Regions from separate parts of the Homo sapiens genome. Here region 1 is linked to region 2. Evidence: read pairs that join two places in POLR2A ChIA-PET (ENCODE). Cell type or tissue: endothelial cell of umbilical vein. All regions are shown on one strand. Links, peaks and the distances in the headings refer to the core of each region. The heading gives the core; the rest is flanking DNA. Region 1 has its middle 78 kb from the start of SLC28A3-AS1. Region 2 has its middle 140 kb from the start of RMI1.

Evidence for each region. ChIA-PET counts read pairs that join two places held together with the same protein. Peaks named below come from ENCODE experiments on the same cell type or tissue, not always from the same donor. Only the 100,000 strongest peaks of a DNase experiment are listed, where the experiment ranks them.
Region 1: POLR2A ChIA-PET joins it to region 2 with 6 read pairs; 3 of 35 experiments call an interaction of 5 or more read pairs at or near these places.

What each region holds. Positions count from the first base shown.
Region 1 is chr9:84,193,258-84,206,092 of GRCh38, forward strand. No RefSeq gene overlaps it. Among named protein-coding and RNA genes, the nearest start is that of SLC28A3-AS1, 78 kb to the right of the region's middle. In endothelial cell of umbilical vein, for the core only: no CTCF peak of the experiment used is centred there; no DNase peak of the experiment used is centred there.
Region 2 is chr9:84,115,528-84,128,362 of GRCh38, forward strand. No RefSeq gene overlaps it. Among named protein-coding and RNA genes, the nearest start is that of RMI1, 140 kb to the left of the region's middle. In endothelial cell of umbilical vein, for the core only: no CTCF peak of the experiment used is centred there; a DNase peak (open chromatin) is centred at 6,864.

The DNA.
Region 1 (12,835 bases), core at 1,711-9,710, 77 kb after region 2:
CACATGTCTTGCAAATAATCATAAATCAACAGACTTAGACATGTCACCATGATGTATGTTCTGATCAGTTTACCTTGGTATTAATGAATAGAAAAAAAATACTGTCTTTTACTACCCTTTTCTTGTAAATCTTAGCAAAGCAGGTAAGGAACTGAGGTATGAAGCTGGGGGTGTGAGCACTGCTTTCTTTCCTTCTTGGGGGTGGATTATCATAATCCACAGAGCCCTATTTTAAGATCAGAGTCTCTGGTCTCTTAAGTTTGACAACAGATGCCAGACTCTGTTTCTACTTCCAGCTTTGCAAATAGGCACCCCGTTTGTATAAAAACAATCGAAGGAGGAGCTGATATCAATAACTTAATTGAAATCTTCTTTCTCCATTCATCCCCACTCCTACGTTGCCCCTGCAATTTGTGATTCATGTCAATATATCAGATTATTCTGACCAAATGAGTCAATTGAAATGAGAATATTTAAATAGATATTTATTTACATCATTAAAAATGCTCTAAGTTAACAATAAGAAAACAGACAATCTAAGTAAAAAATGGACAAAATATCTGAACAGACACCTCACCAAAGAGGATATGCAGATGGCAAATAAGCATATAAAAAGATACTGAACATCATATATCATCAGGGAATTGGAAATTAAAACAATAATGAAATACCACAGTTACAGGATATTTGGGGTGTCAGTTTTCTGGCCAGAAACCTCTGTGGCTATGGTGCCTTTACTTAAGGTCTTGTCCTGCATCCAGGAAGAATGGGGTATGCAGACAAGTGAAGGGTGAACAAGACGCAGATGAGCTATAGAGTGTTACAACAGCTCAGAGGAGACCCACAATGGGTAGCTCCTTTCTGTAGGCAGGTCATCCCTCAAGTGTTCAGTTCTTAGCAGAGAGGAGGCCCTGGAGAAGATGGCTCCTCTCTGCTAGCAGGTCATCTCTGCAGCTCTCAGCAGAGAGGGTAGCTCCTCCCTGCTACTGGTTGTCCTGTCATCTCCAGCTATCAGCAGAGAGGGTACTCCTCTCTGTAGCTGGTGGTCCTGTCCTCTTTCTGCCCTCTTCCTCCTCTGGCTGTCCTCTGCCGTGTTCTGGCTGAGCCTAGGGCTTTTATGGACCTCAGAGGGGAGGAAGTGCATGCAGATTGGTCCATGGGTAGCCATGGATGGGTGGAACAGGCACCAGAAGTCCCCACTCTGGTCTGTGGGACTGGCAGCCTGGTCCCCAGCCTTCGGGTCTTCCCTGGCCTGAAGGTAGAGCCTTACAAGTACCTGCCTTCTTCCACCCAGGACTCTGCCTCCTGCTGCCATTCAAGGCCCCAGGACTTGGCCCCAACCCTACTCTGAGAGTGGAGCAGGTGCAGGGAGAGAAGAGAAGCCAGGCAGTGGGAGCCAACATCCCTGAGCCTTTGGGGCATCAGGGACAGTCCTTTCCTGACCTGAGGGTGCAGGCTGTAGAGATGCCTGGGTTCTGTGCCTGGGAGGGCAGCCACAGCTGCACTCAGGAAGGCAGATCCTGCCTGCTCCCAGCCCTCCCCCAAGAGCACAGGGAGCTCAGATCCACAACTGCAGTTTGGGCGGCTGTAGCCCTACCCAGGAGGGTGGGGATGGCTCCTGCCTGCTCTGTAGAGCAGGAGGCCTGGGTCTGCAGCTATGGTTTGGGTGGCTACAGTGGCACCTGAGGAGCTCCTGCCCCAACTCAGATGGAGTGGGGTTCCCACTGGCTCCATGGAATGTGCAGCCACAGCTGGGCCTCCCTGCTGCAGCCAGTGTGGTGATGGCCGCTGCTGTCATAACCACTACACACCTATAAGAAGGGTGAAAAAATCATTAAGAAATAAGAGAATGGTGAGAATCCAAAACACTGAGGATACCAAATGCTCATAAGGATGTGAAGCAATAAGAACCCTCATTGCTGGTAGCAATTTGTCAGTTTCTTAGCAAATGAAACATACCCTTACCATAAGATTTAGCAATCATACTCCTTGGTATTTACTCAAATGAATTGAAAATTATGTCTACATAAAAACTTGCACACATTATTCACAATAGCAAAGACATGGAATCAACCTAAATGCCCATCAATGGTAGACTATATAAATAAAATGTGGTACATATACAACATGGAATACCATGCAGCCATAAAAAAGAATGAGATCGTATCCTTTTCAGGAGCCTGAATGGAGCTGGAGACCACCATCCTTAACAAACTAATGCGAGAACAGAAAACCAAATACTGCATATTCTCACAAGTGGGAGCTAAATGATAAGAACATATGGACACAAAGAGGGGAACAATAGACACTGGGGCCTATTTGAGGGTGGAGGATGGAAGGAGGGAGAGGAGCAGAAAAAAATAACTGTCAGGTCCTATGCTTAGGGTGGATGACAAAATAATCTGTACAGCCAACCCTGTGACATAAGTTTACCTATATAACAAACCTGCACATGTATCCCTAAACCTAAAATAAAAGCTTTTATAAACCTTGCACATAAATATTTATAGCAGCTTTATTCATTATTGTCAAGCTTGGAAGTAACCAAGATGTCATTCAGTACATGAATGGATAAACAAACTGTAGTACCTTCATACAATATAATATTATTCAGTGATAAAAAGAAGTGAGTTATCAGGCTCTGAAAAGACATGAAAGAGGCCCTTTGTTCTGCAGCTGGGACCTCCATCTTCTCCTGCCTTGGAAATCACCCCATTCTCAGGCCTCCAGCTTCAGACTGAATTCCGCCACTGGCTTTCCTGGTTCCCTAGTTTGCAGATGGCATTTCATGGGAATTCTCAGCCACCATAATCATATGAAAAACTCAGCCACCAGCTAGCCAATAGCATACCTGAGCAGGGAGTGGAAGGTTTCATATGATATCATGGCTGGGATATAGTCACTATCAAGACAGAGAGAACCCCCGACGTGGCCCCCTGGATTCAAGAAAGCAATTCTTCACTTGGACACTCAACCTGAAGCAGAGAATCCAAGAAAAGTACAAAGCAAAGATTTTCACCTTTTTGTGTCTTCAAAGAGTCCCCAACCTTTTTGTGGGAAAGAGGTGGCTGGTTCTTATTTTCCTAAAATCTCACAATATCTAAGGGGTAGGTGAGGACTAGGCATTTGCCCCAACCCCCTTCTCACTAGAAGTGCTAAAGGGATTTGGCCATAATAGCAGCTGTTTCATAGCCAGTCTTGCAGAAACTTTTTTGCAACCTGGTGCAAATGCCTGTCCCATGGAACCAGAAAAAAAGATCAAGCACATTGTGATTGCCACTAAAAAATTAGAATTGAGGTATGCTCCTGTCTTGGTCTGTTCATGCTGCTATAACAAAATACCATAGAATGGGTGATTATAAACAACAGAAATTGAGTTCTGAAAACTGGGAAGTCAAAGGTCAAAGTGCTGGCAGATTTACTGTCTGATGAGGGCCTGCTTTTTGGTTTATAGGTGGCCTTTCTACCAGTGTCCTCATATGTGGAAGAGGCAAGCTAGCTCTCTGGGGCCTCTTTTTATAAGGACACTAATCCCATTCATAAGGGCTCTGACCTCGTAACCTAATCACTTCCCAAAGGCCCCACTTTGTAATTTCATCATATTGGTGATTAAATTTCAACATGCCATCATCAGTGTTGGGGAACCGTGAGGAATCTGTTTTTGTATGGGTAAGATCAAGAGGTCAAAAACACAGGAGCAAATCTTTGTGGCCCTGGATGAGGGAATGGTTTCTTAGATATGACATCAAAAACACAAACAACAAAAGAAAAAAAATAGATACATTAGACTTCATGAAATTTAAAACTTTTGTGCTTCCAAGAACACTGTAGAGAAAGTGAAAAGATAAACCATGTTCAAGTGGGGGGCAAGTGAAAGCTCTGCTCCAAAGGCAGCAAATAAATGTGTTCAGAGGAGTCTATTCCATGTCCATTGATCAGAGAGATATTGACAAATTTAAATGAACATGGCTTTGTATTTAATGAAGTGGCTCTGAAGTGCCACATGGAATGCCAAACCTCTGTTTCAGGTTTCTTAGACATATTTATTTGTTGTTTCTCTAATTTGTGGGCATGGTTGGATCCTTACTGAACAATTAATTGATGGAAAAGCCAAAATGAGAAGCAAGCACCTTTTTTTCTTTTCTAGGCGGCTGCTGAGCTTGAAGGTTTTAAAATATTTTTGGCTTGATCATTCTAGAGTCAAGGTCAGTCAGCTTGGAAAGCCTAGGATTCATATTCTTTCAGTGGTAAAATAAGTATCTGGATGACCTAGGTACCACATATACTACCTGAGGAAGCAAGTTGATTCCATGGAAAAAGTGTAGACCACTATTATTTTTTGCTTGGATGACTAAAAGCTTCCTAATTTCCCTTAGTGCAAATTCTGGCTCCACTAATTTGTAAATGTTTCACTTTAGGCAAGTTACATAATCCTTGCTGAAGTCTCAGTTTTTCTTTAAGGAAAATGAAAATAACCATAACTACCTTGCACAGTTGTTAAAAGAATGAAATAGGATTATACAAAGAACTTAGTATAGGACTTGGTAAATAGTAGGTTCTTAGCAGATAGTGGGACCTGTAGATAATCTCTAAATGTGGTTTCCAAATTGGGGGAAGCCAGTATATCTCTCCTATACATTCACATCTTGTATCTGCTTGCTAGCCTTGGTGTGATTTCTCTCTGATGGATTTATTATTTACATGTTTATCTCTTTACTGGACTTTAGCTACCTAAGACAATGGTGGAACTTACTCTTTCTATCCCCAATGACTAGCAGTGGACTTAGTGAATGTTTGAATGAATAAAAATCTCTCCCACTGTATATATTGGGAGGAAAGAAAATATCAATTTCACCAGTGCCCACCCTATTGAAGACTTCTCAGACTGAAGCCATCCGTGAGTGTATACCCTTGTCTTTTAGAGTACAGTGATCACTATTCATAGATGTTCTCATCAAGCAGGACATGAAGGAAAAAAATGTCCTCTTTTCTGTGCAAACTGAACTTCAGTGTTTGTAATCTTATCAGACTGGGCTGGAAAGAAGTAAAATAATATCATGGACCATTAGTGGTCACAAGACATAGTGTTTATAGAATCCTCCAAATGAAATCTTTCCTGTTTTTCATTGTGTGGGTGTATTAGTCCATTCTCGCATTGCTATGAAGGAATACCTGAGACTGGGTAATTTATAAAGAAAAGAGGTTTAATTAGCTCATGGTTCCACAGGCTGTACAGGAAGCATGATGCTGGCATCTGCTTGGCTTCTGGGGAGGCCTCAGGAAACTTACAATCATGGCCAAAGGCAAAGGTGTAGCAAGGCATCTCACATGGCGGGAGGAGGGGTTTGGGGAGGTGCCACACACTTTGAAATGACCAGATATCATGAGAACACACTCATGACCATGAGGACAGTACCAAGGGGATGATGCTAAACCATTCCTGAGAAATTCACCTGCATGGCTCAGTTACCTCCCACCAGGCCCCACCTCCAACATTAGGGATTACGATTTGACATGAGATTTGGTAGGAACACAGATCCAAACCATGTAATTCCACCCCAGCTCCTCCCAAATCTCATATCCTTCTCACGTTGCAAAATACGATCATGCCTTCCCAACGGTCCCTCAAAGTCTTAATTAATTCCAGCATTGACTAACTCAAAAGTCTGAAGTCTCAACTGAGACAAGGCTAGTCCCTTCCACCTATGAGCCTGTAAAATAAAGAACAAGTTAGTTATTTCCAAGATACAATGGGGGCACAAGCATTGGGTAAACATTCCCATTCCGAAAGGGAGAAATTGGCCAAAAGAAAAGGGCTACAGGCCCCACGTAAGTCTGAAACCCAGCAGAGCAGCCATTAAATCTTAAAGCTCCAAAATGATCTCCTTTGACTCCATGTCCCACAACCAGGGCACACTGGTGGAAGGGGGTGGGCTCCCAAGGCTTTGGGCAGCTCTGCCTCTGTGGCTTTACAGGACTCAGCCCCTGTGCCTGGTCTCATAGGCTGGCATTAAGTGCCTGCAGCTTTTCCAGGTGCAGGGTGCAAGCTGTTGGTGAATCTATCGTTCTGGGTTCTGGAGGACAGTGGCCCAGTGGGGACTCTGTATGGGGGCTCCAATCCCACATTTCCCCTCTGCACTGCCCTAATAGAGGTTCTCCATGAGGGATACACCTCTTTAGAAGTCTTTTTTTTTTTTTTTTTTGAGACGGAGTCTCGCCCTGTTGCCCAGGCTGGAGTGCAGTGGCGCGGTCTCGGATCACTGCAAGCTCCGCCTCCCGGGTTCGTGCCATTCTCCTGCCTCAGCCTCCAGAGTAGCTGGGACTACAGGCGCCAACCACCGCACCTGGCTAATTTTTTTTTTGTATTTTTAGTAGAGATGGGGTTTCACCGTGTTAGCTAGGATGGTCTCGATCTCCTCACCTCGTGATCCGCCCACCTTGGCCTCCCAAAGTGCTGGGATTACAGGCGTGAGCCACCGTGCCTGGCCTTTGGCAGGCTTTTGCCTGGACATCTAGGCTTTTCCATACATCCTCTGAAATCTAGGTGGAGGCTCCCAAGCCTCAACTCTTGCATTCTGTGCACTTGCAATGAAACAACACACTTCTAAATAACACATACATCAAAGAAGAAATCTCAAGAGAAATTAAAAAATAATTTGAACTAAATAAGAGTAAAAATAGAATAACTGAATAAATCAAAATTTGTGAAATGCAGAGAAAGCAGTGCTTAGCAGGAAATTTATAGCATTGAATGCATATATTAGAAAAAAGATCTAAAATCAATAATCTATCTTCCGTATTAGGAAACTAAAAAAAGAAGTACAAATTAATCCCAAAGTAAGCAGAAGAAATAAAAATTACAGCAGGAATCCATGGAGTTAAAAACAGGAAATCAATAGAGAAAAGAAATCAAAAGCTGGTTCTTTGAAAAGATCAATAAAATTGATGTCTCTAGCCAGGTTAATTAAGAAAAAAAGAGAAAAGATAATGGCCAGGCATGGTGATGCAAGCCTTTAATCCCAGCTATTTTGGAGGCTGAGGTGGGAGGATCACCTGAGCTCAGGAGTTTGAGTTTGAGGCCAGCCTGAACAGCATGCAAGACGCTGTCTCTAAAACAGAGGGGGTGGGGGGAAGAGACAGAGAGAGAGAGCAAGAGAGAGGGAGAGAAGACAGAAATTACTCATATCAGAAATGAAAGAAAGGACATCACTACAAATCCTATGAGTATCAAAAGGATAATAAAGGTATATTATGAACAACTCTATGCCTACAAATTTGACAACCTAGATGAAATGGATAAATTCCTTGAAAGACATATGTGCTAAAACTCACACAAGAAGAAACAGACAATCTGAATAGGCCTATATCTATTAAAAATATTGGATCAATAGTTAAAAACTTCCCAAAACAGAAAACACCAGGACAAGATGGATTCACTGGGGAATTCTACCAAATATTTAAGTAAGAAATCATACCAATTCTATACAATCCTTTTCAGAAGATAAAACCCCAGAAAAAAACTTCCTAATTCATTCTGTGAGGGTAGCATTACTCTAATATCAAAACAAGACAAAGACGTTACGAGAAAGCTACGAAACAATATATCTCATAAATACAGATGGAAAAATCTTTGACAAAATGTTAGCAAATCCTCAGATGCTCAAGACCCTTATATAAAATGGTGTAATATTTACATATAACCTACACACTTCCTCTTGTATATTTAAAATAATCTCTAGATTACTTATAATACCTAATACAATGAAAATGCTATGCAAATAGTTATTATACTGTAGTGCTTTTTAAATTTGTATTATTTTTTATTTTGTACTTTTTTAAAAAAAATTATTTTTGATCTGCTTGTTTGATTTTTTGTTCTGTTGTTTGAAATCACAGATGGAAACCTGAGGATATAGAGGGCTGACTGTATGTGAGCACTCCCCAAAATGAAATACTAAGATATGAATTTAACAAAATATGTACAATAAAATAATAACTGAATAAATGAAGAGATCTTTCATGTTCATGGATAGGAAGGCTCAATATCATCAAGATGTTGATTCTTTAAAATTTGATCTATAGATTCAGCACAATCCCAGTCAAAATCCTGGGAAGCTGTATTGTGGTTATAGACAATGATTGGAAAGTTTGTACAGAGAGGCAAAAGACTCAGAATAGTCAATTCTATATTGAAGGAGAAGAAACAAAGTTGGAAGACTGACACTACCTGACTTCAAGACTAACTATAAAGCTACAGTAATCAAGACAGTGTGGTATTGACAAATAGATCAATGGAACAGAATAGACAGCCCAGAAAAAGACCCATACAAATACGGTCAACTGATCTTTGATGTAGGAGCAAAGGCAGTACAATAGAAGAAAGATAGTCTTTTCAACAAACAGTGCTGGAGAAACTAGACATCCAAGTGCAAAAAAAAAAAAAAAAGAATTTAGACATAGACTTATACCTTTCATAGAAATTAACTCAAAATGGATCATCAACCTAAATGTAAAATGCGTAACAATAAAACTTCTAGAAGATAACACATGAGAAAACCTAGATGGCCTTGAGTATAGTGATAACTTTTTAAATAGAGTGCCATAAGCATGATTCATAAAAGAAATAATTGGCCAGGCATGGTGGCTCATGCTTGTAATCCCAGCACTTTGGGAGGCTGAGGTGGGTGGATCACGTGAGGTCAGGAGTTCAAGACCTGACCAACATGATGAACCCCTGTCTCTACTAAAAATACAAAAAATTAGCTGGGCATGGTGGTGCACACCTGTAATCCTAGCTACTTGGGAGGCTGAGGCAGGAGAATCGCTTGAACCTGGGAGGCAAAGGTTGCAGTGAGCTGAGATTGCACCACTGCACTCTCGCCTGGGCAACAAGAGTGAAACTCCGTCTCCAAAAAAAAAAAAAAAAAAAAAAAAAGAAAGAAAAAGAAATAAGTGGTAAACTGGACTTCATTGAAATTAAAAACTTCTACAAAAGACACAGTCAAGAGAATGGGAAGACAAGTCACAGACAGGAAGAAAATATTTGCAAAAGATATATTCGATAAATGACTGTTATCCAAATACACTAAGAACTCTTAAAACCCCACAATAATAAAATGAACAAACTAATTAAAAAATAGGCAGGAGACCTGAGCAGGCACCTCACCAAAGAAGATATACAGAGGGTAAATAAGCATATGATAAGATGCTCAACATCATATGTCATTACAAAATTGCAAATTAAAACAAAAGTGAAATACCATGGTACACCTATTAGAATGGTGAAAATAAAAAACACTGATAACACCAAATGCTGGTGAAGATGTAGAGCAACAGAAACTCTCATTCACTGCTGATGGGAATGCAAAATGGTACAGTCATTTTAGAAGAGAGTTTGGCAGTTTCTTACAAAACTGAACATAGTCTTATTATAAGATCCAGTAATCATGCCCCTTGGTATTTACCCAAATGAGCTGAAAACTTATGCCCACACAAAAACTTGCACACAAGTGTTTATAGCAGTTTTATTCATAATTGCCAAAACTTGGAAGCAATCAAGATGGCCTTCAGTAGTGAATGAATAAATAAACTGTGGTATATACAGACCATGCAGTATTATTCAGTGCTAAAAAGAAATGAGCTATCAGGCCGGGCGCGGTGGCTCACACCTGTAATCCCAGCACTTTGGGAGGCCAAGGAGGGTGGATCACGAGGTCAGGAGTTCAAGACCAGCCTGGCCAAGATGGTGAAACCCCATCTCTACTAAAAATACAAAAAAATTAGCTGGGAGTGGTGGTGGGCACCTGTAATCTCAGCTACTCGGGAGGCTGAGGCAGAGAATTGCTTGAACCCGGGAGGTGGAGGTTGCAGTGAGCCGAGATCACACACTCCAGCCTGGGCAACAGAGCGAGACTTTATCTCAAAAAAAAAAAAAAAAAAAAGAGCTATCAAGTCATGAAAATACATGGAGGAAACTTAAGTGCACATTACTAAGTGAAAGCAGACAATCTGAATATACTACATACTATATGATTCCAAACATATGACATTTTACAAAAGGCAAAATCATGGAGACAGTAAAATAATGAGTGGTTGCCAGGGACTGGGGGGAGAGTGGGATGAGTAAACGTAGCACAGAGGATTTTTAGGGCAATGAGATGATTCTGCATGGTGATATAATAGTAGATACATGCTACTATACAATTTGTCTCCACCCACAGAATGCTTAGCACCAAGACCTGATGTAAACTAGGGACTTTGGGTGATAATGATGTATCCATGCAGCTTTATCAATTGTAGCAAATGTTCCACTGTGGATCAGGATGTTAACAGTGGGAGAGGTTGTGCATGTGTGGGCTAAGGGGTATATGGGAACTCTCTGTACTTTCCATTCAATTTTGCTGTGAACCCAAAACTGTTCTAAAAAATAGTCCATTAACAAAAAAAAAAAAAAGAATGTACATTCTTTATCTGTAATTGCTCCTAATTTGTAGCAATTCAGGGAAAACAGCTAGGGAAAGCAGGTTATCAACACAATGCACAAAATAGGCGTTGAGAACCTCAAAAATGATATCATTTGTTAATGCAGAACCCGGACTGGTCCCAGGTCTTCATCAGGATGGGTTGATGATTTTGATTTGGGGGTAGGTTCAAAGTTTGGAGAGCACAGAGGACATGCAAAAGTAATTCCATGTGCTTCTCAGATTATGGATTTGGTGTGTAAGAAAGGTTTTATTTTTAAATTTTTCTTAATTCTCTCAAGTTTTTCTTCTGGTGGAAAACTCAATGTTGGTCATTATTAGAGCTTTTTATTTTCACCTCCGGTTTAAAAAGGTCCTGGGGTCTTACTCACTGCCAAGCATTGGAGGGTGAGCCTCTTGTCATCCAGGTACCTCTCCCATGCCTACCATCTTAGCTTACATGGTACCTCCAGGCTTGGCAGCCCTGCTGTTTCTTCAAGGCTCAGGAATTTATGGTGAGGCAGGGATCCTACCTACTCACTAGCTGGACAGCTATGTTTTTCAGCTAGTTAATAGAACTGTCTATACACAAGGAGGAAAAGGAAGTGAGAACAAGAATGAAAGAAAGGGAAAGAGAGAAGAGAATAGAGAAGAGAAGAGAGAGAAGAGAAGAGAAGAGAAGAGAGGAAGGAGTGCCCAATGAGGTGCAAATGTCCATGAGAGAACACTGGGGTTAAGTCAGGTGAACAGGCAGTAAAAATCCAAAGCTCCCCTGTGTTGGACAGATGTCTGGTCCTTAAGGTACCTTTCTTAGCTGGGTGGTCTAACAACACCTTTCAAAAATGTGCCTGCCCCCCCACCAAAAAATAGGGGAAAAAACATGCTTCCCCAGAAAGACAAATACCACATGTTCTGACTCATATGTGGGAGCTAAAAAAGTGGATCTCATGAAGACAGAGAGTAGAATAATGGTTGCCAGAGGCTTGGAAGGGTAATGAGGAGGAGGGCATGAAGAGAAGTTGATTAATGGGTGAAAATATACAGTTTGATTGAAGAAATAAAACCTAGTGTTCAATAAATCAGTAGGGTAACTATAGTTTACAATAAGCCATTTTACCTTTCAAGATAGCTAGAAGAGAATAATTCAACTATTTCCAGCATAAAGACAAATGTTTAAAGTGATGGTTATCCCAACTACACTGACTTGATCAAACTTACAAATTATATAAATGTATTAAATTATCACATGTACCTTGAAGCTATGTATATTTATTATGTATCAATAAGAAATTGTTTCCGAAAAAGTGCCCCCCAATTGTTTTTATGGGAACTTTCCTCTTCTTTGGGACCAGCCCCTGAGAGTTAATATAGATCAAGTTGGAATACATTTGTTTTGTTTATATTTTAAGCTTATAAGTGAGAAAGGCCATTTCTTTCTCTCTCTCTCTAAGAGGTAGATATGAGCTGAACATAACAGCCGTACAATTTTAAGCTTCCAGGATGAAATTTTCCTTCTCCAAGGGATGAGGTTTTTAGTGCTGAACCCCTGTTAGCCTCAATAGGGAAGGCACCGGGATCAAGATGCCAAAGAAGAGACCGAGAGTCAGCAAAGGAGATGGAGTTTTATTAGGGGCTTCCATACAGGGGAGAGAGTCCAGTGGCCGTGGGCTGAATGGGATAACTGCTTTATGTGCAGAAACAGTCCAGTGGCAGTGGGCTGGACAAGATATCTGCCTTACATACAGTCCAGTGGCATTGGGCTGGGCAGGAAAACCATAACCACTTGCAAATAACATGCAGTTTATGTAGAATTTTCACTGACCACCCTCTCCCTAACAACCTCCCCTTTATAACCTTCACTTAAGCCAAAATTCAGGGTCTCAGTTCTCTGTAAGACCTGTGTCCCACGGGTGGGCTAGGGGCTCAGTTGCTCCTCATAGATAAGGAACGACTCTCCTGGTTGGCTGTTCCCCGATCCCATAGTTTGGAATGCACCTTCAGGTATACCTTCCATGCAGAGTCAGTCCAAGGGTATGCTTAAGCTATTGCTGCCAGGTGCGTTTACCCTACAGGTTTAAATTTACCTTTCAAGCAGTCTGCGCTATTATTTGGGAACACCATCACAGTGAATGTTTAATCAGGAAGCAAGAACCCCTGCTTTGTCCTTGTGGAAGATGTGAACATTAGGAACTTACCCAAAGGCCTGGGCCTAGGGTTCCTGAAGTTCAGTCCTTGAAGTCCCGCCTTGGGGGGTCTGCTGGACAATAGTAATGGGTGGGTGTTCTAATGAGTCTCTCTGTGGATGTGGTTGGTGCTTTTTAGCTTGGTAGTGGCAGGAAGCATTGCTTTTCTTTGTAAGAATTCCAATCTCTGTG
Region 2 (12,835 bases), core at 2,936-10,935:
TAATTTCCATGTGTTTGTACAGTTTCCAAAGTTCCTCTTATTATTGATTTCTAGTTTTATTGTGGTTAGATAAGATACTTGATATGATTTCAATTTTTTTTTTTGAAATTTTAAAGACTTGTTTTATGGCCTAACGTATGGTCTATCCTTGAGAATGATCCATGTGCTGAAAATATGTATTCTGCAGCCACTGGATAAAATGTTCTGTAAATATGTATTAGCTCCATTTGGTCAGATTAAATGCAGATTAAGCCTGATGTTTCTTTGTTAATTTTCTGTTTGGATGATCTGTCCAATGCTGCAAGTGGAGTGTTGAAGTCTCCAGCTGTTATTGTATAGGAGTCTATCTCTCTCTTTAGCTCTAATAATACTCAGTTTATATATCTGGGTGCTCCAGTGTTGGGTGCATATATATTTATAATTGTTATAGCCTCTTACTGAATTGACCCCTTTGTCATTAAATAATGACCTTCTTTGTTTCTTCTTGCAGATTTTGTCTTGAAATCTATTTTGTTTTGTATAAGGATGGCTACTCTTGTTCATTTTTGGTTTCCATTCACATAGAATATCTTTTTTCATCCCATAGAACATCTTTTTCATCCCATTATTTTTAGTCTGTGTGTATCTTTACAGATAAAGTGTGTTTTTTGTAGGCAACAGATTGTTGAGTCTTGGTATTTTTTATCCATTTAGCCACTCTATGTTTTTTGATTGGAGGATTTAGTTCATTTACATTCAATGTAATTATTGATATGTAAGGACTTACTTTTGCCATTTTGTTATTTATATTCTGGTTGTTTTGTCTTCCTCCTTCCCTCCCTCCCTCCTTTTCTCCCTTCCTCCCTTCCTTCCTTCCTTTCTTTGTTTTAGTAAAAGTGATTTTCTCAGGTGGTATGTTTAAATTTCTTGTTTTTTTATCTTTGTGTATCTTGTGTGTGTGTTTTGATTCCAGGTTACCATGAGACTTGCAAATACTTGTAGCCCATTACTTTCAACTGATGACAACTTAACACTGGTTATATAAACAAACAAGCAAAGAGAAAACTAATAAAAATTCTACATTTTAATTTCATTCCCTCGCTTTTTAACTTTTTGTTGTTTCTATTTATATCTTGTTGTACTGTCTGTGTCTTGAAAAGTTGTTACAGTTATTATTTATGATAGGTTCATTTTTCAGTCTTTCTACTTAAGGTAGTTTACATACCACAATTACAGTGTTATAATAGTCTGTGTTTTTCTGTGTGCTTATTGTTACCAGTGAGTTTTGTAGTTTCAGATGATTTCTTCTTGGTCATTAACATCCTTTTCTTTAAGATTGAAGAACTTCCTTTAGCATTTCTTTCAGGACAAGTCTGTTGTTGATGAAATCCCTCAGCTTTTGTTTGTCTGGGAAGATCTTCATATCTCCTTCATGTTTGAAGGATAATTTTGCTGAATATACTATTCTAGGATAAATGTTTTTTCCCTTCAGCACTTTAAATATGTCATGCCACTATCTCTCGGCCTGTAAGGTTTCCACAGAGAAGGCTGCTGCCAGACATATTCGAGCTCCTTTGTAGGTTATTTGTTTCTTTTCTCTTGCCGTGTTTAGGATCCTTCTTTATCTTTGACATTTGGAAGTATTAAATGTCTTGAGGCAGTCTTATTTGGATTAAACCTACTTGGTGTTCTATCACCTCCTTATACTTGAATATCCATATCTGTCTCTAGGTTTAGGAAGTTCTCTGTTATTATCTCTTTCAATAAACCTTCTACCCAGATCTCTCTCTCTACCTCCTCCTCAAGGAGGCTATTGAGGCTATTTTTTTTAGATCTTGTAGGCATGCTTTATTCTTTTTTTTCTTTTGTCTCCTCTGACTGTGTATTTTCAAATAGCCTGTCTTCAAGCTCACTAATTCTTCTGCTTGATCAATTCTGCTGTTTAGAGACTCTGATGCGTTTTTCAGTATGTCAATTGCATTTTTCAACTCCAGAATTTCTGCTTGATTGTTTTATTTTAATCTCTTTGTTAAGTTTATCTGATAGAATTCTGACTACCCTTCTCTGTGTTATCTTAGATTTAATTGAGCTTCCTCAAAACAGCTATTTTGAATTTTCTATCTGAAAGGTATCAGATCTCTGTCTTGCTGGTGCCTTATTTAGTTCATTTGGTAAGGTCATGGTTTCCTCGATGGTCTTGATGCTTGAGAATATTTGTTGGTGTCTGGGCATTGATGAGTTACGTACTTATTGTAAATTTTGCAGTCTGGGCTTGTTTGCACCCGTTCTTTTTTGGGAAAGCTTTCCAGATATTTAAGAGAATGTGTAGGTTGTGATCTAAATCTTTGGTCACTGCAGCCATATTTGTTTAACAGGGCACTCCAAGCCCAGTAATGCTGTGGTTCTTGCAGGCTTGTAGAGATACCACCTTGGTGGTCTTGGTTAAGATCTAGGAGAATTCTTTTGATTACGAGGCAGAGACTCTTATTCTCTCCTCTTATTTTCCCCCAAACAAATGGAGTCTCTCTCTGCTGAGCTATTCTCTCTGTGTGAATATTGGCTTTACAATTGGCTTTACATACTGAATATACATTCAGTAGAAATAGTGCTTCACATTTTGATTTTTGATCTTTTCTTGGACTAGTAATATGTAGTATGATACTATCTTGTGATGGCAGGGAGTGACAATGAGCCACAGCCCCCAGCCAGACACATGATCACCACTGTAAATCACCAACAATCTACAGTATTCTGTGTTTCCAGATGATTTTGCTCAACTGTAGGCTAATGTAAGTGTTCTGAGCATGTTTGACATAGGCTAGGCTAAGCTATGGTGTTCGGTAGGTTGAGTATATCAAGTACATTTTTGACTTACAATATTTTCAATTTACTTATGCTGGGTAAAACACCATCATAAGTACGGTAGCGTTTATGTGGATTTAACGAAGCAGCCTAAAGAAATCTATAGAACTCATCACAAATATCTCTAAGTAATTAACTCAATTGTGGACAAAAAAGTAGATATGTAAATTATTTTTTACCCATAACTTGGTAAAGTTTTCAAGCCTGGAATGTTAGATGTGTCTCAGCCCACTTTTCTCTTCTTGTCTGGGCTGATTTTCTTCCTAAGCATTTCATGTCCTCTGTGTTCTGCAAGCCCAGCTGTCTGCTCTCTCTCTTTTTTTTTTTTTTTTTTTTTTGAGATGGAGTGTCACTCTCTCACCCAGGCTGGAGTGCAGTGACACAATCTTGGCTCACTGCAACCTCCGCCTCCCAGGTTCAAATGATTCTTCTACCTCAGCCTCCTGAGTAGCTGGGATTACAGGCACGTGCCACCACACCCGGCTAATTTTTGTATTTTTAGTAGAGACGGGGTTTCACCATATTGGCCAGGCTGGTCTTGAACTCCTGACCTCAGGTGATCCGTCCACCTCGGCCTCCCAAAGTGCTGGGATTATAGGCGTGAGCCACCGCACCTGGCCCTGTCCTCTCTTTTTTAATTTCTCTGTGCTGTTACCCAGTTTGCAAGGGTATCCTTTTCAAGTAAGTCATGTCAAGTTACTTCTGTTTCTTCTAGAACTTGCTGCTCTTGCTCTCATGTCTTAGGAGCTCACTTTATTTTCTCCTTGGTTTTTCTTATGGCTTGTTCAACTCAGTCTGGCTGTACCCAGCACAGAGGCACATAACAGGCTGTTAATAAAGCTTGGTGATTAAATGCATTGAATAAATGCATGAACACTCTTACTTCAGGCTGCAGTCTTTCTCCTTGGTCTACACTGGGTCTTTCTCTGGTTTATTTATCTTTTCAATTGAAGTCAGGTTACTAGACTGTTTAAACAACAATAAAGATACTGTTGATAAAATTTGTCAAGAAATGCAAGATATTAGAATTTTATAGATAACAGCATATATCCCATTTTTATATTACAGCAGGTTTAACCTTTGTATGAGTTTTTTTTTGTTTTTCAAACATTTGTCATTTGTGAGGCCTGTTGCTCAAAATACAAACACAGTTCAATTCCACAGGGTGTCAGGTGGGTTCATATTTGTCAGAAGAAAGTACACACCCACAAGCATTTTAACTTTTAAAGTAAATGCCCAACTTAACCAGCAAAGAATTATACATTTTATTGGAAGTGAGGTCATTATGTTGGGTGAGATCAGATGCAGTTTATCTCCGCACAGCTTCCTGTGAGCTCCAACATTCCTAATGGGATAGGTCTATTAAGGAACATGCTGGGAGGCAGGGATATGGTTCCTGTGAGTTAGGGTCTTAACAAGCTCAAAAAGTTCCATTCTTGTTTTGCCACTTCCTTTTTATTCTCAGAAACTATACTCTTAACTTATGGGCTTCTTCTTTCATGAAATTTACAAACATTAGGTTCTCCTAATTCTTTTTTTTTTTTTTGAGAGAAGTTTCGCTCTTGTTGCCCAGGGTGGAGTGCAATGGTGCAATCTCAGCTCACTGCAACCTCTGCCTCCCGGGTTCAAGTGATTCTCCTGCCTTAGCCTCCCAAGTAGCTGGGATTACAGGTACCCACCACCACACCCAGTTAATTTTTGTATTTAGTAGAGACGGGGTTTCACCATGTTGGTCAGGCTGGCCTCAAACTCCTGACCTCAGGTGATCCACCCACTTCAGCCTACCAAAGTGCTGGGATTACAGGAGTGAGCCACTGCACCCGGCCAGGTTCTCCTAACTCTTAATCCAAATGCAGAATCTAGAAGCTCATATCCTTACTTGGGCATGGAAAGCAGGGCTTAAAGGTTTCTATAAAACATTTCAAACTCCAGGGTCCAGTGTCCTGAGAAGCCCCTTTCTTCAAGAATTTTTACTGACTTGACAATCTCCTGGGATCAGACTCTTAAAGGTTATCTGTGATTATCAGAGACCCTTACCACACTAGCTCTTGAAAAAGGGATTGAGGCAGTGTATGTATCAGCTCAGGCTGCCATAACAAAGTATCACAGATGACTTAAACAACATAAATTTATTTTCTCAAGGTTCTGGGGGCTGAAGTCCAAGATCAAGATGTTCGCAGGTTTGGTTTCTCCTGAGGCCGCTCTGCTTGCCTTGCAGATGTCTGTCTTCTCCCTGGGGCCTCAAATAGCCTTTCTTCTGTGGTATCTCTTCCCTTCTTATAAGAACACCAGTCCTGTTGGATTATGGCCACATTTTCGTGACCGCATTTAACCTTAATTATCTTTTTACAGGCCCTGTTTCCAAATACAGTCACATTGGGGGGTTAGGGTTTTAACACATACATTTTGGGGGATACAGTTTAATCCATAACAGGCAGAATACCAGACCGTTGGTAACCATTTCAGAGTAGCAGATTCTCTGCTGGTAAAAACATTTTTATCTGTAATAAATTGGTTAAATGCTTGGTTTTGGGAGCTAAGGTGTCCACATTCATGCCCTCGCTCTGCCGCTTACTAGCAGCCGTGAGATCTTGGGCAGGTTACTTATCTTCTTTCTGCCTCAACCTTTTGACCTGCAGAATGGGGATTATCAAAGATCTAGCTCATGGAGGTGTTGTGAGAATGAAATGAGTTAAAACACGTAAAGTGTTGATTACGGTTGGTAGCATGTAAGAAATGCTCAATGAATGTTAGCTGTTCTCGTTGTCAAGAAATGTTACTTTCGGTTATGGACTGAATTGTGTCCTTCAAAATTCATGTGTTGAAGCCCCAACCCCCAGACCATCAGAATGGAACCAGATTTGGAGATTAGGCCTTTAAAGAGGTAATTGAGTTAAAATGAGGCTGTTAGGGTGGGGACCTAATCCGATGTGACTGGTGTCCTCATAAGAAGAGGGAGAGACACCAGGGGCGTGCACGCACAGATGGACGCCCTTGTGAAGAGGCAGCAGGAGGGGCCATCTGCGAGCCAAGGGTAGAGACCTCAGAAGAACCCTGCCCTGCTGGCACCCTGATCTTGGACTTCCAGGCCCCCAAACATTGAGAATATAAATTTCTATTGTTTAAGCCACACAGTCTGTGGTATTTTGTTACGGCAGCCCTAGCAGAGTAATACACTCCCTGAAAAGAATGAGCCTAATGAGGTCCAAAGTATTCCCTTCTAATTAAAATTAGGTGGCTGCTCTTTCTGCCATGATGACAACATCCTGATTAGAAGTCACTTTGTCAAAAGGAACTACATTATGAACACCCAAAGAATGGTATGGTATGTTTTTAAAAGGGTACTTTCTCTTTTTGAGGATACTCTGTTGTATATCTATGCAGTTAGGAGAAGTGTGTTTTGATTACCTGCTTGGTAATCCTTCTAAAATGCGAATATAATTATTCTAATGCAAACCTTATCACATATTCTCAAGAAATTTCAGAACTAAAGCCAATTTTTTGTTTTAAGACAGATGGCTTAACATATTTTTGTGTATATGTGAAATATTCTTTATCTTTAAAAGAGTGCGTCTAGTTAGAGAAAGATGGATGGTAGGTAAAGGACCCATAACCTTGAAGTACACAGCTCCACAGTTGAGAGCTGCCTGGCTGGTCAGCAGGGACAGTGTAGCAGTGACCAGCACTCAAACTGCTCTTGGTTTCACAGCAGTGACCAAGTCAGGCTCATGTTCTTCAAGTGGTTTCATAACACTCCAGTGGAGGATTTATGTCTGTGAGTTTTCCCATTTCTTGGACATCCCAAAGACTGAACTTCTAACAGATAACTCCAAGTGGGAGGCATGTTTACACCACAGAAACCACTATTATTGGGAGGAGAAAATGTTGTTTTTGGCAATGTAACCAGGGAGACAGACCTACCCCTTCAGGGAATAAAACAAATCCTTTCTTTGTGATGCTCACTTTTTTTGTCCCGTTGAATGAGGAGTTGCAGACTGATATCTCACAGGCCAAATCTGGCTCACAGATGTTTTGTTTGACACAGTGGTATTTATGCAGGTTTTCAATTTGAGTATGTTTAAACAAAGCAAGAATTTTCTAATTTGGCACAGTTCCCATCACTCTGTTGTCTTACATACAGCACACTGGTTCCCATTCATTTATGTGACTTGACTGGATCCTGAATGCATTTAGCTTGCAACCTGGGTTAAATTGTTCCCTGGCCACAGTTAGAGACTTTTTGCTTCAACACAGAAAAAGTTTTTTTGTTTTTTGTTTTTAAAAGCTTTTGAGGTTTGTTCACTATATATAGATCATGGAATACTTTCATTTGCATTCAGTGCATTCTGATATTTGAGGGATTTGGAACACTTGTTACTAATACAAATTTTACTGTAGTCAGCAGGAATCAGATTTTCAAATCTACAATTTCTTCTTTTACCTGGAAAATGAATTTTCATATTATAGTTCACACATGGGTTATTCTTAACTAAGTCTTGACTGGTGCTATCCAAAATTGTAGCTGCTAGCCACACGTGGCTACTGAGCACTTGAAATGTGGCTAGTCTTAACTGAAATGTGTTGTGAGGGTAAAACACACAATGGATTTAAAACAGTACAAAAATAATGCAAGATATCTTATTAATACTTTCTTATATTGAAATAATATTTTTGAGATAGTAGGTTACATAACATATTGTATTAAAGTTAATTTCACCTGTTTCTTTTTACTTTTTAAAATGTATACTAGAAAATAAACCATTGCATAGGTGGCTTGCACTATATTTCTATTGAATGGGGCTGGACTAGAAGTTAACCAAAATGAATTTCTAACGACATTAAGTTTACTGAGTTCATGGCACCATATGTTGAGTTTATTTATAATCCTTCTATAAAATCAATAATGAATGATGGCTTCAGTTTCCTGAAAGAGGCCCCTCTCTAAGTGTGGTGTTAAAGATGAGTGCTAACGGGCAGGAAGTGTGCTGGGAATATATGCAGGCACTAGGTAAACAAAACAGTCCAGAGAGTTTGGGTTGGAAATTAGTTGTTGCTTTGACATGTGGCATGATTTATCCCTTTGCTACTCATATTTCTCTATCAGGCAGCTGCTAGGCTTCTTCTAATGTACTTGCCTGAGTATGCCTGCACACACACACACACACACACACACACACACACACACACCCCACACACAACTGTGGCTGGAAGCCTCTTTTAGGAGTTCTCTTTGCATCTAATGTGAAAATTCCTCTCCAGTGGGAAGTGACCTTGGTATTACTTAAAAACCCTAACTGTTAGAGATCATTCTTGGACTCTTTTTTTCTTGGTATAGAAATGAGAGAGAGGGAAGTTATGAAATTGATATTGAAGAATGTATGAGAAGGTAGGAAGCAGATGAGAGACTGGAAAGAGAGTGGAATCTTGGAGGGAGACAGGAGTTTGCATGTTAGTTCTGAACTCACCAACTGTGACTTAGGCAAATCTCACACCCTTTGTGGGTCAGCTTCGTTTATAAAAGGTGGTGCTACTGATAAGTACTTTACAAAGTTCACATACAGTTCAAAGGAGTGCTTTTTAAACTTTAAGATTCACAAACTAACATTTTTATTAGGGAATATAAGCTTTCATTTAATAATCATTATTATCAATAAACATTTGATTGCTAACTAGATGCAAATTACTACCCCTAGAGCAGTGCTCTGGTTTAGAACACTCAAAACCGAAAGCTTTACTCATTGCTGAATTCGGCCTTGTATCTCCTGTGACCTTCACTGTCACAGAGAAGGAAACTGTGTTACATATGTTTCATCTTACTCTACTGTTAACTCATACTTCACAGATTAGAAATGTAATTCTGAGATTGGTAAATTCAATTATGATCCTGTTTGTTGTGGCCAACAAATAGATTATTTAAAAATTGCTTTGCTGTCCTTTTAAATCAAGATAAGAACAATTAAATTAATTACTGATGGCTCTGGAATGGACATTTCTCAAGGAGCTGATTAATTTGGTTAGGGCTTCAAGTACTTTGGTTTGCTTCCCTCTATTCTTTTTCATAAATTCTTCTTTCTATTCTTTTTAAGTAAACAAGTTTTCACTCTTATGATACCCTGTGCCATGAAATTAACTTTTCATTATTTTAAAAATCACATTTTAAAAAAATTAAAGAAAAAACGCAGAATAGAAACTGTCCTTTGTGTTTATCGCTGTGGGTTGTTTTCTTCCTTTACCTTTTTTCTTTACCTTTTGTTTTAGTGGTCAGCTTTTTATTTGTTTCATATTTTTTTCTGAGCCAAAACATAAATCTTGGTGGATGGAAAGAAGATGAGTAAAAGAGAAAAGGCAGAAAATAAGCCCCGCTAAGAAAGAGAAAGGAAATAGAACCACCACCAATAAGGAGATTAAAAGGTAAAGTGAAAAATAGTGTGTTCAACTGATAAACATTCTCTTCTTACTAAACTCTAGCCAGAGTCCTCTGAATCCCCTTCTTGGCTAGGCCTCTATCTTGGCCTGTAAAAACTACAGACACTCAATACAAATGATGTCATCCAGCCCCCCACTCACATTAAAAGATTTAAGCAAGCATTAACTTAGTTTCTCACCAGTCAAGGCCACATCTCTAGGTGACTTTAGCTTCCCTTAAAGTGCCTGCTTGGGAGAGCTCAAGGCTACAAAAGAATTGACTGTTTGTTCCAGCTGACACCTGACCATAGGCCCTTGATCATCCTTTCTTAGAGCATTCACTAAAAAGGGCTTATTGTGAATCTTTCCTCTGTCCCTTGGGATATGTGTGTACCTCCTGCAACTCAGGAGTGTCTTTCTCAAGGACCTGAAAGCCATTCCTTTGAGATACTATCATCAGGAAGAACAGGGCCTCTGTCTCCCAGTGACTGTGGAAGGACGCAATCCTGACTTTGATAACTGCCAGCTAGCAGACACAGCTGGCCCAATCAGCATTTACACTGAACAACCCTTTGCAAATGTTTTCGCTTCCCTAACTGCTGAGCCCCCATTGTCTCCACTCCCTACTCCATTGCTCTCCCTTTAAAATGTCATCATCTTTGTACAAACTGAAGTTGAGTTCTGTTCATGTGGGACCCTCTTCTCTAGTGCAGTCGTATATTGGCGATTACAATCTATCCTTACCATTTTTACTTGTGTCTAGCTTTGCTTATCTTTGATAGAATACACCCTAAGATGACCCCCTATGGGTCACATTCTTGTATAATCCCTTCCCCTTGAGTGTGTGGAATCTATGACTTGCTTCTAACCAACAGAATATGGGAAAGAAAGGTGGTTGATTATCACTCCTTGATTTGGTTACATTATGTAAGACTCCATCTTAGCAGACTAGTGTGTTAGTCTGTTTATGTTACTATAAAGGAATACCTGAGACTGGATAATTTATAAAGAAAAGAGGTTTAATTGGCTCACAGTTCCGCAGGGTGTACAGGAGGTATGGTGCCAGCATCTGCTTCTGGTGAGGCCTCAGGAAGCTTCCACTCATGGCAGGAGATGAAGGGGAAGCAGGTGCATCACATGGTGAGAACACAAGCAGGAGATCGAGGGGTGAGAGAGTGGGGAGGGGAGTTTCCAGACTTTTAAACAACTGGATCTCGCATGAACTAACTGAACAAGAATTCACTTATTACCCAGGGGATGGTGCCAAACACTTTATGAGGGATCTGCCCCCATGCTCCCGTCACCTCCCACCAGTTTCCACCTACAACATTAGGGATCACATTTCAACATGAGGTTTGGAGGGTACAAACATCCAAACTCTATCAGCTAGCAAGAAATCCTCCTGCTGGTTTTGAAGAAGCAAACGGTCCTGTTGTGGACTGCCTTTGGAGAAGACCTCAAGTCAGGGAACGGTGGGTGGCCTCTAGGAGCTAAGGATGGCCTCCACCAATAGGCAGTGGGAAGCACGGTGCTCAGTCATACAGCTGCAAGAAAATGAATTCTGTCAACAGCCTGAATGAGCTTGGAAGCAGACTCTTCCTAAGTTGAGCCTGCAGATGAGAATGTAACCCGGCCAACACCTGGACTGCAGCCTTATGTGATCCTGAGTGGAGGACCCAGCCACTCTGTGTCTGGACTCCTGATCATGGAAACTGTGAGATTTAAAAATGCATGTTCATGTGGGGCTTAACACCTAGGTGAGAGGTTGACAGGTGGGGCTTAACACCTAGGTGAGAGGTTGACAGGTGCAGCAAACCACCATGAAACACGTTTACCTACATAACAAACCTGCACGTCCTGCACATGTATCCTGGAACTTAAAATACAATTAAAGAAATTTTTTAAAAATGCATGTTGTTCTAAGATGCTAGATTTATGTTCATTTGTTACATAGCAATAGAAAACTAATATAATTACTACATACATTTCTATGCTAAGTTTTTTTTTACTTTAAAAATTTTTTACTTTTTGCTATAAAATTTCTCAAACATAGAGCAAAGTCAAGCAATGTTTATGGTGAGCACCTATATATCTACCACTTAGATTCTACCATTAAGATTTTACCATCCCAGCACTTTGGGAGGCCGAGGCAGGCGGATCACGAGGTCAAGAGATCGAGACCATTCTGGCCAACATGGTGAAACCCCGTCTCTACTAAAAATACAAAAATTAGCTGGGAATGGTGGTTTGCGCCTGTAGTCCCAGCTACTCGGGAGGCTGAGGCAGGAGAATCACTTGAACCCGGGAGGCAGAGGTTGCAGTGAGCCAAGATCATGCCACTGCACTCCAGCCTGCAACAGAGAAAGTAAAAAAGAAAAAAAGATTTTCCTGTACTTGCTTTATCACATTATCTATATTATCTATTCATTCATCCATTCCTCTATCTACCTATCAATCCATCTTACTTCTTGGTGCATTTCAAGGTAAATTGTGACACCTGTACACTTCCCCCTAAATATTTCAGCACTCATATCATTAACTAGAGTTCAATATTTCTTAATAGTTTTCTCTTTTAATGTAAAATACAATGATGTTTACAAATCTGGGTGTACATTCACTCAGTTTGACAAATGCATACACCTGTGTAACCCAAGCCTCTATCACAATAATTATTCAGCATTGCCATTACCCCACTAACTTACCTCATGTCCCTTCCCAGTCCTTTTCTGCTCCTACCCACCCCCCTTCTTCCAGGAAACAATTCTTCTATCTTTTCCCCCTATATTAGTTATGCCTGTCCTAGAACTGAATATAAATGGAATCAAATAATATGTGCTTTCTTGAGTAAAGCTTCTTTCATTCAGTATAATTTTTAAATATTTTCTGAAAAGTTGAGTGAACAGTTTCTTAGGAAAAATGTATAATCAAAAATTTTAAAAATTTTCAAATATTTACCTTAAAAAGGCATGGAGTCTAGAAGTCTAGAGGCAAGTGTTTTTAAACTGTCAATGAACAGATAATTTCTATGCAGTGTAAATTTATTTCCTAGCATAGATGTAGATTAAAAAGCTGTCCAAATTGTTTCACTAAGCTGCCAGAATTCCAATACCAAAATCAATCAATATAACACTCAAAAAAGAAAATAAAATGAATTTCAATAGAAAATAATACATTATAACCAAATAGAGGTTATCCCAGAATTGCAAGGATAGCTGAATATTATTTTAAGGATCAATATAATTATCTCTACAGGTAAAAAGAAATCCCTTGATTGTCTTGATAGATGTGGTAGGATAGGCATTGAGGACTTCTGGTTAAATATGAAAATGGATTATGTGCATTAGCTCAAAAGAGTCCAAAACTCCACTAAGATAATGGTAAGGAAATACAAAAGTATAGAAACTTTAAAAGAGAAAGAAAATTAGAGAGAAGACCATAATAGACTAAAGAAATCAATGCAATTCTGAAAGAAAGAAAGAAAGAAAGTAGATGGAATAGCAGAGAACAGATTAATGTGCACCACTGAAGCCCAGAAAAGCTCAGCAATGACAAAAGCAGGTACCCATAAAAGTCAGGATATGGGTGTGCG